Regions from separate parts of the Homo sapiens genome. Here region 2 is linked to region 1. A link is a loop called in an ENCODE intact Hi-C map of the cell type or tissue named here. Cell type or tissue: B cell. All regions are shown on one strand. Each heading gives the region's core, and the rest is flanking DNA. Links, peaks and the distances in the headings are about the cores only. Region 1 overlaps CIC (capicua transcriptional repressor). Region 2 has its middle 32 kb from the start of POU2F2-AS2.

The links. Hi-C counts contacts between places; a loop is a spot of excess contacts. Peaks named below come from ENCODE experiments on the same cell type or tissue, not always from the same donor. Only the 100,000 strongest peaks of a DNase experiment are listed, where the experiment ranks them.
Region 2: a loop joins it to region 1, with 3 times the contacts of the local background. A loop is called at or near these places in 11 of 110 quality-filtered maps.

The regions. Positions count from the first base shown.
Region 1 is chr19:42,292,244-42,297,847 of GRCh38, forward strand. It overlaps CIC (capicua transcriptional repressor), which reads left to right. Exons shown (of 21, transcript NM_001386298.1): 14 at 57-223; 15 at 323-616; 16 at 713-1,038; 17 at 1,349-1,593; 18 at 1,692-1,846; 19 at 1,930-2,061; 20 at 2,361-2,492; 21 at 2,581-3,553. The coding sequence ends at 2,948. It overlaps PAFAH1B3 (platelet activating factor acetylhydrolase 1b catalytic subunit 3), which reads right to left. Exons shown (of 5, transcript NM_002573.4): 5 at 4,792-5,122. The coding sequence ends at 4,835. Among named protein-coding and RNA genes, the nearest start is that of PRR19, 7.1 kb to the right of the region's middle. RefSeq lists an enhancer at 3,506-3,575. In B cell, for the core only: CTCF peaks have their summits at 3,991 (motif pointing left) and 4,198; a DNase peak (open chromatin) is centred at 3,988.
Region 2 is chr19:42,179,318-42,188,781 of GRCh38, forward strand. It overlaps a transcript of POU2F2 not described here. Among named protein-coding and RNA genes, the nearest start is that of POU2F2-AS2, 32 kb to the left of the region's middle. In B cell, for the core only: CTCF peaks have their summits at 5,198 (motif pointing left) and 5,398; DNase peaks (open chromatin) are centred at 3,004, 5,194 and 6,152; H3K27ac peaks cover 278 bases.

The DNA.
Region 1 (5,604 bases), core at 1,605-5,604:
AGGGGTGGGGCGGGGCCGGCTTACCTCACTCCTCCCCATTTCCTCTCCTGCGGCAGAATCACCTATGTGCAGTCAGCGGGCGGGCACGCGCTGCCCCTGGGTACCAGCCCTGCGTCCAGCCAGGCTGGAACAGTCACCTCGTACGGGCCCACGAGCTCTGTAGCTCTAGGCTTCACCTCGCTGGGGCCCAGCGGCCCCGCCTTCGTGCAGCCCCTGCTCTCAGGTGAGGGGCGGCCTGGCAGGCAGTGCTGGGGACCCAGGGTGGGGCTGAGGCAGTCCGGGCCCTAACTTGGTCTCCTGCTTCTTCTTCTCTGTCTTTCAGCAGGCCAAGCCCCACTGCTGGCTCCCGGTCAGGTGGGCGTGTCACCTGTGCCCAGTCCCCAGCTGCCGCCTGCCTGTGCAGCCCCCGGAGGTCCTGTCATAACAGCATTTTACTCTGGCAGCCCTGCACCCACCTCCTCAGCACCCCTGGCCCAGCCATCCCAGGCCCCCCCAAGCCTGGTCTACACTGTGGCCACCAGCACAACCCCACCTGCAGCCACCATTCTGCCCAAGGGCCCGCCAGCCCCTGCCACTGCCACCCCAGCCCCGACTAGCCCTTTCCCCAGCGCCACAGGTAGGTGTCAGATCAACCCAGAGCAGAGTGAGTTGGGGGACCCAGGGGATGGGCTCCAGTCAGGCCTGGCTCAGCAAACAATTTTCTCCCCACTAGCAGGTTCCATGACCTACAGCTTAGTGGCCCCCAAGGCCCAGCGGCCCAGCCCGAAGGCCCCCCAGAAAGTGAAGGCAGCCATCGCCAGCATTCCCGTGGGGTCCTTTGAGGCAGGTGCCTCTGGGCGGCCTGGCCCTGCACCCCGGCAGCCTCTGGAGCCTGGCCCAGTCCGAGAGCCAACTGCCCCAGAGTCTGAGCTTGAGGGGCAGCCCACACCACCAGCCCCTCCACCCCTGCCAGAGACCTGGACTCCCACGGCCCGGAGCAGCCCCCCACTGCCCCCACCTGCTGAGGAGCGGACCAGCGCCAAGGGCCCTGAGACCATGGTGAGCGCCTGCAGGCCGTGGGGCTCCCACTGCCACTTGGCTGTGCCTCTCCATTGACGTCTTTGCTTTTCTGTCCTACTCTTCTTTCCATGCCTGTGTGTCTCTCAGGTTAAAGGGTCCCCTCTGTCCCTTCTGCCTGCCTGTGTTGTCTCCTCTCCCATCTGAGGCCCCTGTCTTGGCCTTCCTGAGGCCGTGTGACAGCCTTCTCAAGGGGTCTGCTGGGCGGGCTCAGATCCAACTCTTTGTTTCTGGCCTTTGCCCCAGAGTCTGAGCTCAGTGTTCGCCATCTCCCTGCCCATCTCCACCCCAGGCCAGCAAATTCCCCAGCTCATCTTCAGACTGGCGCGTCCCTGGGCAGGGCCTGGAGAATCGTGGGGAGCCTCCCACTCCTCCCAGCCCGGCCCCAGCTCCAGCTGTAGCCCCTGGTGGCAGCAGCGAGAGCAGCAGTGGGCGGGCAGCCGGGGACACCCCGGAGCGCAAGGAGGCGGCTGGTACTGGCAAGAAGGTGAAGGTGCGGCCCCCGCCCCTGAAGAAGACCTTTGACTCTGTGGACAAGTGAGCATGGGCTGGGGCCTTGGTGGAGCGTGTTAGGGTGGCGGGAGTGGGAGCAGCTGCAGGCTGAGGCGGGGGAGGTGACCCTGCCGGCCCTCCAGCAGGGTCCTGTCAGAAGTGGACTTCGAAGAGCGCTTTGCTGAGTTGCCTGAGTTTCGGCCTGAGGAGGTGCTGCCCTCCCCCACCCTGCAGTCTCTGGCCACCTCACCCCGGGCCATCCTGGGCTCTTACCGCAAGAAGAGGAAGAACTCCACGGGTAGGCGAGCATTGGGCACCCAGGGTCCTTAGGTGGAGGGCAGACTGGGGCCACCTGCACTGAGTCTGCTTCTGTTTGGCCAGACCTGGATTCAGCACCCGAGGACCCCACCTCGCCCAAGCGCAAGATGAGAAGACGCTCCAGCTGCAGCTCGGAGCCCAACACCCCCAAGAGTGCCAAGTGCGAGGGGGACATCTTCACCTTTGACCGTACAGGTGCCGTGGTGGGCAGAACTTTGGGGGCCTGGGGACCTGCAAGAGGAGTGGGTCTCTGGAAGGCGGTTAGAGAGTGAGAGAGGTAGGGTGGGTCCATCCAGGCTGGGAGGAAGCACAGCCTGTCAGTGGTGGGTTCTGGAGTCTGGCAGGCCCCTAGGTTGCCCTGTGACTGTGGGCAGGACCCCTCTCTGACTCCCCTGTGAAATAGAATGCAGTGAGGGCTTGGGTGGGCACTCAGACGGTGGCAGGAAGGCCCTGCCGCTGCTGCAGCCTTGCCATGCTGCCTGTGCCCTGCACAGGTACAGAAGCCGAGGACGTGCTTGGGGAGCTAGAGTATGACAAGGTGCCATACTCCTCCCTGCGGCGCACCCTGGACCAGCGCCGGGCCCTGGTCATGCAGCTCTTTCAGGACCATGGCTTCTTCCCGTCAGGTGAGCCTGTCTCGGAGTCTTGGGGTCACTCGGGTGGGACTTATCTGTACATCTCATCCTGTGCTCCCCACCGTTTTTCTATCTCCAGCCCAGGCCACAGCCGCCTTCCAGGCCCGCTATGCAGACATCTTTCCCTCCAAGGTTTGTCTGCAGTTGAAGATCCGTGAGGTGCGCCAGAAGATCATGCAGGCTGCCACTCCCACGGAGCAGCCCCCTGGAGCTGAGGCTCCTCTCCCTGTACCGCCCCCCACTGGCACCGCTGCTGCCCCTGCCCCCACTCCCAGCCCCGCAGGGGGCCCTGACCCCACCTCACCCAGCTCGGACTCTGGCACGGCCCAGGCTGCCCCGCCACTGCCTCCACCCCCAGAGTCGGGGCCTGGACAGCCTGGCTGGGAGGGGGCTCCCCAGCCCTCCCCCCCACCCCCAGGTCCCTCCACAGCTGCCACAGGCAGGTGAGGGACCCCTGAGAAGATGCCAGGACTTATAGTACCCCCTCAGGACATGGACAGTATGTGGGGGCAGGAAGGTTATCTCCTCCCGGGTAAAGCCATTTCGTCCTCTCCAGTTTGGGGCGGAATGAGGCCTGCTCCTCTTGTAAATACCCCCTTCCCTCGAAGCTCCCTCCCGGTGCTGGGGGGCAGCTGAGGGGCTGCAGGGGCAGTCTCCCTCCTCCAAGCCCCTGTACATAACCTGGAGCGTGTGACCTTCAGAGCTTTTCACTTTATGCAAAATGGCTCCTGTGAGGGCTGCAAGCTGGAGGGTGGTGCAGGCCTTGGGCCACAGGGAGGCGCCTGTGGAATAGGGGGAGTTCATGCACCCCTTTTTTCCCCAGAGGGGCTGGACTCAGGTTAGTTTGGGGGTGGGGGCTCCTGCACTTTGCCACAGGCACGGGGAGGGTTTTCTCCTCACCCCCTCTGCCCTCCCAACTTGGGTTGTACTTTCTAAGAAGGTGATTCCCCCTGCCCTTGCCCCCTTCCCCAGAACAAAACATGTTGATCATGTGCAATATTTCTTACTGTGCCGAGAAGCCGCAATGAGCGAGATTAAAGCTGTTTAACACACCTGTGTGGCTGTAGGCTCTTAACAGGGAGGGCTGTTGGTTGTACCAGTCCTGTCCTGAGTTGTCATGGAGCGGTAGGCTTTCCATGAGGTGGGGGCAACAATTCCAGTACCACTGCCCCCAACTTCAGAGGAACCCCATAGGCCAGGTCCCTGACTTGCTGTGGACCAGATGGCCCCTCTCCAGTTTAGGAGCCTGTGCGCTCCGGGAGCCTCAATGCCTGCTGGCCCTGTTCTCAGCCATTGGACTGCGTGAGTTTGGGGAAGGCCTGAGGCAAGATGCCACTGGATGGTTTACCCTCACTGGCTCTGGGGTCATTCGTACTCAGGAAACAGGTCCCAAGAGGTCCTAGCCCAGAGGTGGCAGTGGGTGGGAGGGAGCCTAGTCTACCTGGAATACCCTTGGTCCTCAGTGTGACCCCTGCTGCCCCCATGTGGCCTGGGCCTGCACTGCAACTGGGCTTGAAGGAACCTCCCCTGGGTGACACCCCTCCTGCTCAGCATGTGGACACAGTGCCCACCTGAGGTGACAAGATACCTACACCCTGTGTGGAGGGATGACAACTAGGAGTGGGAGGGTCAGGACACCTCCACAGAAGTGGCATCTAAGCTAGAGATGGAGCACCAGGAAGTTCCAGCCAGGGCAACCGCATATGCACTGGGTCACTATGTTCCCAGAATTCTTGCCTGAGCTTGGTCCTGTAGGATAGTGCTGGAAAGCTGGTCTTAACTAGTGTTTACTGATTGGTAACGCCTGCCTGAAGCACACTATTGTGATAGTGGAAATTAACCTAACCACAAGAATCACAGTGCCTTAATGGATCAGTGATACCTGCCCTGGGCAGAAATAGAACCACAGCCAGGCATGGTGGCTCATGTCTGTAATGCCAGCACCCTGGGAGGCCGAGGCAGGTGGATTGCTTGAGCTCAGGAGTCAGATCAGCCTGGGCAACATGGCAAAACCACTTCTCTACAAAAAATACAATAAGCTGGACCTAGTGGCACATGCTTATAGTAGCAGCTATTCAGGAGGCTGAGGTGGGTGGATCACTTGAGCCTGGGAGGTTGAAGTTGCAGTGGGCTGTGGTCTCACCACTGTACTCTAGCCTGGGTGACGGAGAGAGACCCTGTCTCACACAAAAAACACCTTGCAGAACTGCAGGGTCACAGATCAGGATAAGGACTAATGGTGGTACCCAGATACCCAGACAGGTTCGACCATAAAGCAGGAAACAGCACACTGAGGAAGGAGAGTTTAATGTTGTGGGAAGGCAGCAGGATGCTTAGGGTGCGGGCTCCAGCAGGGGAGCACCTTGGCCCTGGTCTTGGGCCAGCAGACGCAGAAGCAGGGAGTGCAGAGCCCGGCAAACAGGTGTGTAGCCCAGGCGGCTCAGATGCAGGTAATCATACATGTCATGATGGCTGATGGTGCCATCTGAGTGCACAAAGCCAGGGTCGGCATCTAGGAAGTGGGCCCGAGGGTGGCCAGCCAGTGCCGCCCGTACCAGCTCGTTCACCTGTCGGTTCTTCTCCCGAAGTGGGTTGGGATGTTGGCCTCGCGGAAGCAGGCCCTGAGCAGGAACACGAGGCGTAGTAAGGAAACAAGCATTTGAGTATCTTGTTCTCTGTGCCAACCTGTCCTCCACCCACCACCATGAAGTTTCCAGCTGCAGAAAACACTAGGGATGGGCAAGTGGGGAGGGTGGGAGGGTAGTTCCTAAATATCACATCCTAGCCCTCATTTAGCAAGAGACTTCTGGGTTTTACCCTCTTTCGTTTTCTTTTTTTTTTTTTTTTGAGACAGAGTCTTGCTCTGTCGCCCAGACTGGAGTGCAGTGGCGCGATCTCGACTCACTGCAAGCTCCGCCTCCCAGGTTCACGCCATTCTCCTGCCTCAGCCTCCCAAGTAGCTGGGACTACGGGCACCCACCATCATGCCCGGCTAATTTTTTGTATTTTTATTAGAGACGGGGTTTCACCGTGTTAGCCAGGATGGTCTCGATCTCCTGACTTCATGATCCGCCCGCCTCGGCCTCCCAAAGTGCTGGGATTA
Region 2 (9,464 bases), core at 2,987-6,986, 110 kb before region 1:
GGCACATTATGGCTTGGAGACAGGGAGGAAGGAAAGGAAGGCCAAGGGTGAAGGGGCTCCGACCAGGGGAAGGTGGGCACAGGGTCTTGGGAGGGTGCATGGCTCCCGCCCCCTGCAGGCGGGGGTGCAGTGGTGCAAAGAGGAGGATAGGGTTGCAAGTGGTACCCAGACCTGGGAGGGGGTGTGAGAGGGAGGGAACAGGAGGGGGAAGGCAGGGAGGGAAAGGGAGGAGGAGGAGGAGGACGCAGGCACGCGCTGCGCGGTCTTGGCTTAGCAGCTGCAACCGCCCTTCGCTTTGTTACCAGCAAGGCTACCCCATGCATACTGAGTGGACACGCGGGACCCTCATGTGTGTGTGAGAAACACGAGAATCACCAACTGCCCACGTGTATGGAGAACGCTCCCAAGACCTACACTGGAAGTGCGTAACATAAATAAATATAGGAAACACCTACCCCGTGGGCGTACAAAGTAAGTACCCAGGACCTGTGCAGCGTGTGCATAATAGACACAGAACTACCTACTACTCCCTGTACGGAGCAGCCTCCTGGGACCCGCACTGTGTGCGCAACACAAATAAATGCAAGGAATACTACCCTCTGTCCATACAAAGTAGGTATTTGGGTCTTATGCAGCAGATGCATAATGGACATGGGACCACTTAATACCCCCATACAGAGCAGACTCCTGGGATCCACACAGTGTGTTCACAACACAAATAAATACAGGAAACGCCCACTCCAACTGCACACAAACTAGGCACATGGGCCTACAGGGCATGAACATAGTGGACACGGAACCACCCCATAGCCACCTACCAACCAGCCTCCCTGGGACCCATACTGTGTGGGCACAACATAAATGAATGCAGGAAGTACCCTATCCCCCATGCCTACAAAGCTGGCACACCAACCTAATAGACTTAGCTAGTGTGAACATAAGAGACACCCATGAGCAGGTTCTGGTGATCCACAAAGGCACATAACAAAACTGAACATAAGAAACACCCACTCCGCTTGCATACAAAGGCACATGGGGTCCCAATAGTGAGGAGAGAACTCAAAAAAGGGTGTATATAATGACAACCCACACACTATCCATTCTGGAAGGAGCAACAAGGAATACTGGACCCTGCAATGAATCTACCCAGCAGACTCCCAGGTCCCTCCATCTGTACGTGTACAATAGACCTAGGAGGAGCTATGGACAGCCTGAGTACCTACTAGAAGGGAAGCAGGGACAGGGCAGAGACCAAGGATGTCCTGTTCCCTGCCTTGGCCCTGGCACCTACAAGGACCAGTACATGGGTGGGGTGGGGGGCGGTCATCCTTCCTAAGAATGACCAAGTACATAATAATTGTGTATACAGTGAGTATACACTAAGCACACAGCACCAATGTTTGTCTGTTTGTTTGTTTGTTTGTTTTGAGACAGGGTCTCCCTCTGTCACCCAGGCTGGAGTGCCGCAGCGTGATCATGGCTCACTGTAGCCTCAAACTCCTGGGCTCAAGCAATCCCCTCTTGCCTCAGCCTCCCAAGTAGCTGGGACTACAGGCATGCACCACCACACCCATCTATTTTTTTTTTTTTTAAGCAGAGATGAGGTCTCCATATGTTCCCCAGGCTAAAGCACCAATTTTAAGGATCCAAAAAACTTGGTTTGATATGTGCTAAGTCCATATCATATGCTTACTTGCCAGTATGTTAAGAGTCTGTGGTCCACAACCTATGCATGATTGGTATCTTAATTATCCAGAATATCCATATTAAGCAGAAGCTGACATCCCTCATGGACTTACAAAAGTCAGATCCAATAGGAGACTTAAGCAATCCGCACATGCAGGTTGTCCTAACTGATTTCTAGGGCTCCGCCCAGCCCCGAGTCATGATTCCACGAAGGCTGATGCAGCACATGTATACACACCAGGCACATGCAAAGACGTACACCATACACTGTACACAACACAGCAAAAACATGTGTGCTCTCTCTGCTTCTGAAATAGCATAATTCCAGAAGTACCAGATTCCTCTGAGGAATGTGTGTGTGTGCATGTCTGAGTGAGGGCCATCTCTGGGTACAGGTGTGCATGTACATGGCTCTTCCTGTACGAATGAGCTCAGCTCTTATTCCCTCCTCATTCTGCCTGTTCATCTTTCAGAAACATGTATACAAATAATAGTACCTGATGTATACTAAGTACAAAACATTGCAAGCTATGGATGACCTTAATTGAGTGTGTGCGTCTGAACATACATTTATTTATTTATTTATTTATTTATTTATTTAGAGACAGAGCCTTGCTTTGTCACTCAGGCTGGACTGCAGTGGCACAATCTCGGCTCTCTGCAACCTCTGCCTCCCGGGTTCAAGCTATTCTCCTGCCTCAGCCTCCCGAGTAGCTGGGATTACAGGCGCATGCCACCATGCCCAGCTAATTTTTGTATTTTTTAGTAGAGACGGGGTTTCACCATGTTGGTCAAGCTGGACTCAAACTCCTGACCTGGTGGTCCACCCACCTCGGCCTCCCAAAGTGCTGGGATTACAGGCGTGAGCCAACACTCCCGGCCTTGAACATACCTTTAGATAGATGCATTTGTTCATTAATGAAACATTTGTTCGCGCATCTGTGGCCATGTGTGTGCGTGTGTGTACATCTTGGTGTCTTGGTTACAAGTCTTGGGGCTCCCTTATAATCTCTGAGGATAAAGGGTGTAAGATAAGGGAAACGAAGGCACACAAAGCAGGAAGGGAAGAAACTGGGGAGAAGGAAAAAAGTGGTGCAAGGACAAGGAGCAAAAAGAAGAGACCTGTTATTCAGGAGGCTGAGGCACAAGAATCACTTGAACTCAGGAGGCAGAGGTTGCAGTAAGCCAAGATTGTTCCACTGCACTGCCCTGGGCGATAGAGCAAGACTCTGTCTCAAAAGAGAGAGAGAGAGAGAGAGAGAGAGAGAGAGAGAGAGACCTGGAACTGGAACTGGATGTATGGAAGGAAGGGAGGAGGCCCTGAGGACACAGGCAGAGGGAGATGTGGTGCGGGAGCAAGGAAGAGAACAAGGACAGGAGGAGAATGGGTGTGAGAGAAAAGAGGAAGCTAGGAGGAGGAAGGGAGGTGAATGGTGAGCAGAGCAGAGTGAGGGTATCAGGAAGAGTGAAGGGGACTGGGGAGAGGAGAAAGGAGATGGGAGAAGGAGATAAAGACCGAAGGGAAAGAAATAAGAAACAGACAGAGGCTTTTCTGGTCTGAATGAAATTTAGAGGTTGCCCCAGTGGCCTCCTATGGGAAGGTGTTCGAGTCGGAGGATGAAGGTGAAGCAAAAGAGAGAAAGGAAGAGGAATCACAACCTAGCTCCCTAGGATGGGGCAGCCAGCTGTCTCCATCATCCTAGAAGGGGCCCAGAGACAGGGACCCGGAGGCACAGACAGAGAGGTATGCAGAGCTGGACTGAGATGTGGAGTCATCTGAAGTGGGTAGGGTCCTGGGACAGGCAGGAGGAGGAGTGGAGAGACTTGCAGGCTCAGGGAGGCCAGGGCTCAGTGGTGTGGAGACTTCCAAAGACCAGGAGGAGGCTGGAGCAGGCAATGGAGCAGGGCCCTGAGACCACAAGCGGGGAATCGAAGACCAGGTAAAGGGAAGCAGGTTAGAGAAGGGCAGAGAAGTGAGGGCCTGCTGAGCAGAACCAGCCAAAGTAAATGGAGGAGCAGCTGGAGTGGGATGAAAAGGCCATGAGGCATCTTGCAGATGGGTCCTGCCTTATGCACACCCGGGTTCAGAAGCTCTCCCAGGCTGACTCTCCCCAAGCATTCAGTTTGGTTCCATTTAAGACATGCATACTGAATACTATCACGAATTAGCACTATGCTGTAAGCTGAAGAAACAAATGCAAATGAGACACAACTCTGCCCTCATAGAGACCCTCATCTGAAGTTGTTGGTGGGGGAGGGAATGAACAATAAATACACAGTTACTGATACACACAGCAACACAGAAGTACCTCAAAACCAAAGTGAGAGATGCAGAAGACCACACACTGTAGGATTCCATTTACATGAAATTCTAGACAGCAAAACTACTGTGACGGAAAAGCAAATGAGTGGTTGAAAAGGGCTGCAGTGGAAGGAGGGGACTGACAGCAAAGGCGCCGGAGGGAACTTTTTAGGGTAATGGAAATGTTTTGTAACATGATTGTGGTGGTGGTTACACAACTGTGTGTGTGTGTAAACTCATTAAACTGTACATTTACAACTGGTGAATTTTATTGCATGCAAATTATATCACAATAAAGCTGATTGCAAATAAATAAATAAATAATTACCAGCCAGAATATTCAAGACTCAAGATAGGGCTCTATGGGAGCCAAGAGGAGGTGGATGGGGCAGTGACGGAAGGCTTCTGAGAAGAGGTGATGCCTGAGATAAGACCTGAAGGATAAACAGGAGGCAGGATGGAGAAAGCGTTCCCATGGAAGAAGAGCTTTCACATGGAAGCAGGTGAGAACTGAAAAAAGTTCACTATGTTTTGAACACAGAATGGAGAGTAAGACTATCAAGAAGTGAGTGCAAAGAAAATCAGGGTTCAAAATACAAATCCATTGCTATTCGAAGTACCATGTTGAATAAAACCCACCTGCACCTGAAAAGGCCCAGAGAGAAGGAAACTATGAGACACGACTGGGGATTTTTTTTTTTTTTTTTTTTTTGAGACAGGGTCTCTCTCCTCCCTCTGTCATCCAGGCTGGAGTGCAGTGGCACAATCACAACTCACTGCCACCTCGACCTTCTCCTGCCTCAACCTCCTGAGTAGCTGGGACGACAGGCGTGCACCACCACAACCTGCTAATTTTTGTATTTTGTGGTAGAGACAGGTTTTTGCCATGTTGCACAGCCTGGTCTTGAACTCCTCGGCTTAAGCGATCTACTGGCCTTGATCTCCCAAAGTGCCAAGATTACAGGCATGAGCCACCGCTCTGGGCCAAGACTGGGGATTTCTAATTGGCCTCCTGTCTGCCCCACAGAAAGGTCTCCTTCCTGCCGCCCTTCCCAGAACTTCCTCCCTGCTCTTTTCACATGGGGATGTCTCTCTCCATTAGGAAGCAGCCTCTGCTCTGGACCTATCCCCCAACCCTGCCCACATCTCCAAGAGTTTGTGGGCCCCAGTGAATCCCTCCAACCTGGATTCCATGTGGCCACTGCCCCCTGGTGGCTGAAGTGATGCATGACTAAGGACGAAGGGACACCTCCAAGTCCAGGCCCAGCATGCCCTTCCAGAGGCCAGTCCAAGGCACTCCCACTACTGCCCCCCAAGACACACCCTTGTCCCTGACAGTCTCCTCCTTGCTAAATCCTACAAGCACTTTTCAGTCCTATCTGACTCTCCTCTGCAGCATGCAGCCACAAATATCTTTTCAAAATCCTCTTGGCATCTAAGAAACCTCACTCTCTTGGTTCTCCAGCTCTGTCTGGGCTGCTCTCCCAGGGTGAATCATCCCCTCCCACAACTGCTTTCTCTATGCTGGTAATCCCTAAATTTGTCTCCAGTTTAGCCCTCTCTCCTAAGCTTCACATCAGGATACCCAGCCACCTCCTAGAGGTTCCAAAAATACCTCAAAATCAACATGTCTAATCTAATCATGTCATCTTCTCTACCATGCCCCTAGACCTTGGTTCCCACTCCCCATGGTGATACTCCATCCAATCTAGCATTCAAGTCAGAAAAATTGTCCCTGTCCTTGACACCTTCCTCTTCCTCATATTCACATCCAATCAGGATTGAAATCCCATCCAGTTCATTTACTTCATTAATATTAAAATTTTAAACCATATGAAATTGACAATATCACCCAGCTTTTTCTTACAAAATGGGAATTTCATAGAGTTCAACCGAGTATTTCTCAAATCCATCTCCTCCTCTCTTCCCTGCTCCCAGTGTCCTAGTTCAGGCCTCCACATCTCCTGCTTGGCCCATGAATCTCCTTACTACCTGGCCTCCCAGTCTCCCCTCTTGCCCCCTTTCTAGTCTATCCTCCACACTGGCTACTGGGGTAATGTTTCTACAATATGGCTCTGATCAAATCACTCCCCTGCTTCAAACTCTTACTTCCTGTTGCACACAGGACAAAAGCCAAACTCCTTAGTCAGCTTTTCAGACCCTTCACAGTAACTGGCTCCCCTCCCTCTACAGGGAGCACCACTATGCATCCTGTACTGCAACCACACCAAACCACCACCACTTCCTTGAATCTGCCCTTAACCTCTTGGCCTTTGTACTTGCAGTTCCCTATAACTGGAATGCCCTTCTCACTCTTGTCCCCCTGGCTAACTTCTATTTGACTCCAAGAACCAACTTAAAATCATATGTTAATGTAAACCTCCAGTTCATCCATTCATCCATCCAATACACACAGCTTGAGTATCTATACTTGTATGACCTCCATAGAAGGTACCGGGGACACAAAGGGGAATAGGACACAATTCCTGCCATCAAGAAAGCTCACGGTCCAGTAAGAGACACAAATGCATATATAAATCACAACACTATAGTGTGCTAGGACACAAAACTAGACTGGGAAAATTGAATTTTACTTATTTTTGAGATGCCGTTTCACTCTGTTGCCCAGGTTGGAGTGCAGTGGCACTATTATGGCTCACTGCACACTCGAACTCCTGGGCTCATGTTATCCTCCTGCCTCGGCCGCCCCAGTAGCTGGGACTATAGGTGCGCACAACTACACCCGGCATTTTCTTGAATTTTAAAGGGGACTGGGACGCCGAGGCGGGTGGATCATGAGGTCAGGAGATTGAGACCATCCTGGCTAACACAGTGAAACCCCATCTCTACTGAAAATACAAAAAAAAAAATTAGCCGGGTGTGGTGGCGGGCGTCTGTAGTCCCAGCTACTTGGGAGGCTGAAGCAGGAGAATGGTGTGAACCCGGGAGGCAGAGCTTGCAGTGAGCCGAGATTGCGCCACGGCACTCCAGCCAGGCTACCCTGGCTGGACAGAGCGAGACTCCATCTCAAACAAAAACAAAAACAAAAAAAGAATTTTAAAGGGGAAATAGTCCTTCTGAAGGAGTCATTAAAATTGGAGGGAAGCATGAACAAGAGCACACAGGTGAGGAAGAGTAGGTTGTGTGCAGGGAGGCAGTTGGGATTGCTAAAGCATAAACCATAAGAGAAAAATGCTGCTGGAGAGGCTAGATGGGGCCCAATCATTAAGTATCTTTTGATCTAGGAGGCCATGGGGAGCCGCTGATGGGTTTTCATCAAGAGCAGCTTTGCATTTTTGAGAATATGAATCTGAGAGGACAAGAATGAAAGCAGGAAAAACCAGGAAGCTATTGCAATAGCCTAGGCAAGAGATGCTAATGGCCAGTATTGACATTGGTATCAGGGACATGAAGGAGGCAACAGGTTTAAAAAACCCGGAGGTAACTCAAGTCAGCAGGGCTTTATGTTTGGATATGAGCGTCAGGGAGAGGGTGGTGCCAAGGATGATGCCCACGTTTCTCACTTGGATGCCCGGATGGATGGAGGTGACATTCATTGAGACAGGAGAAAATAGGAGGAGGCACAGAACTTATTCGACAAAGTTCTTTCTTGAACCTCTTATATCTGAGGTGCCTATGAGACATGTCCTGGATCCAGCAAAGAGTTATATTAGTTCTTCAGTCTATATTGGGATACAGTTGTGTGCAGTGTCATAGAGAGAGGTCTCTGGGCTGAAGATCTGGACATCATTAGCATAGAGTTGATAGCTGAAATCACGAGTCGATGATGTCCCTCAAGAAGAATACGCCGAATGTGAAGAGCTCTAAGCCCAGAAAAGAGCCCAGGAGAAGTGCCACATTTCAAAGGTGGGCAGAGGTCAGGTGCAGTGGTTCACGCCTGTAATCCCAGCATTTTGGGAGGCCGAGGCGGGCGGATCACCTGAGGTCAGGAGTTCAACACCAGCCTGGCCAACATGGCGAAACCCCGTCTCTACTAAAAATACAAAAAATTAGTCGGGCGTGGTGGAGGGTGCCTGTAATCCCAGTTACTCAGGAGGCTGAAGCCGAAACAGGAGAATCACTTGAACCCAGGAGGTGGAGGCTACAGTGAGCTGAGATTGTGCACTCCAGCCTAGGTGAGACTCTGTCTCAAAAAAAAAAAAAAAAAAAAACAGGCCAGGTGAGGTGGCTCAAGCTTGTAATCCTAGCACTTCGGGAGGCCAAGGCAGGCAGATCACCTGAGATCAGGAGTTTGAGATCAGCCTGGCAAACATGGTGAAACCCCATCTCTACTAAAACTACAAAAATTAGCTGGGCATGGTGGTGGGCGCCTGTAATCCAAGCTACTTGGGAGGCTGAGGTAGGGAGAATAGCTTGAACCCAGAGGTGGAGGTTGCAGTGAGCCGAGATCATGCCACTGCATTCCGGTCTGACCGACAGAGCGAGACTCCATCACAAAAAAAAAAAAAAAAAAACAGGTGGGCAGAGAAATGAAGTCCCTAAATGGACCACAGAAGAAGCTGTCAGGGAGAAGAGAAGAGAACCATGAGCCTGCTTCATTATGGAGGCTGTGGTAGGCCACCCCTAAGAGGTCCCAGTGACCCCTGCCTCCTGATACTCATGTCCTCGTGTGGTGCCCTCTGCTTGAACGTGGGCTGAACCTTTTGACTTTTTTAAATCATTCTATATTTCATTTCAAAAGTGACTCACTTCTCATGAATAGAATGTGGCAAAAGTGATGGGATATTACTTCTGAGATTAGGTTATAAAAGACTATGGCCTGGTGCAGTGGCTCATGCCTATAATCCCGGCACTTTCGGAGACCAAGGCAGGCAGATCGCTTGAGCTCAGGAGTTCGAGACCAGCCTGGGCAACATAGTGAAACCCCGTCTCTACCAAAAATACAAAAAATTAGCCAGGCGTGGTGGTGCGTGCCTGTGGTCCCAGATACTCAGGAGGCTGAGGTGGGAGGATCACCTAAGTCTGGGAGGCAGAGGTTGCAGTGAGCTGAAACGGTGCCACTGCACTGCAACCTGGGTGACAGAGTGAGACCTTGTCTCCAAAAAAAAAAAAAGAAAAAAAGGGCCGGGTGCAGAGGCTCACGCCTGTAATCCCAACACTTTGGGAGGCCGAGGTGGGTGGATCACCTGAGGTCAGGAGTTTGAGACCAGTATGGCCAACATGGTGAAATCCCATCTCTACTAAAAATACAAAAATTAGCCGGGCGTGGTGGCAGATGCCTGTAATCCCAGCTACTCGGGAGGCTGAGGCAGGAGAATTGCTTGAACCCAGGAGGCGGAGGTTGCAGTGAGCCGAGATTGCGCCATTGCACTCCAGCCTGGGGGACGAGAGAGAGTTCATCTCAAAAAAAAAAAAAAAAAGAAAGAAAGTGAAAGAAAGACAGAGAGAGGGAGGGAGGAAGGGAAGAAGGAAAGAAGGGAGGGAAGGAGGAAGGAAGGAAGGGAGGGAGGGAGGG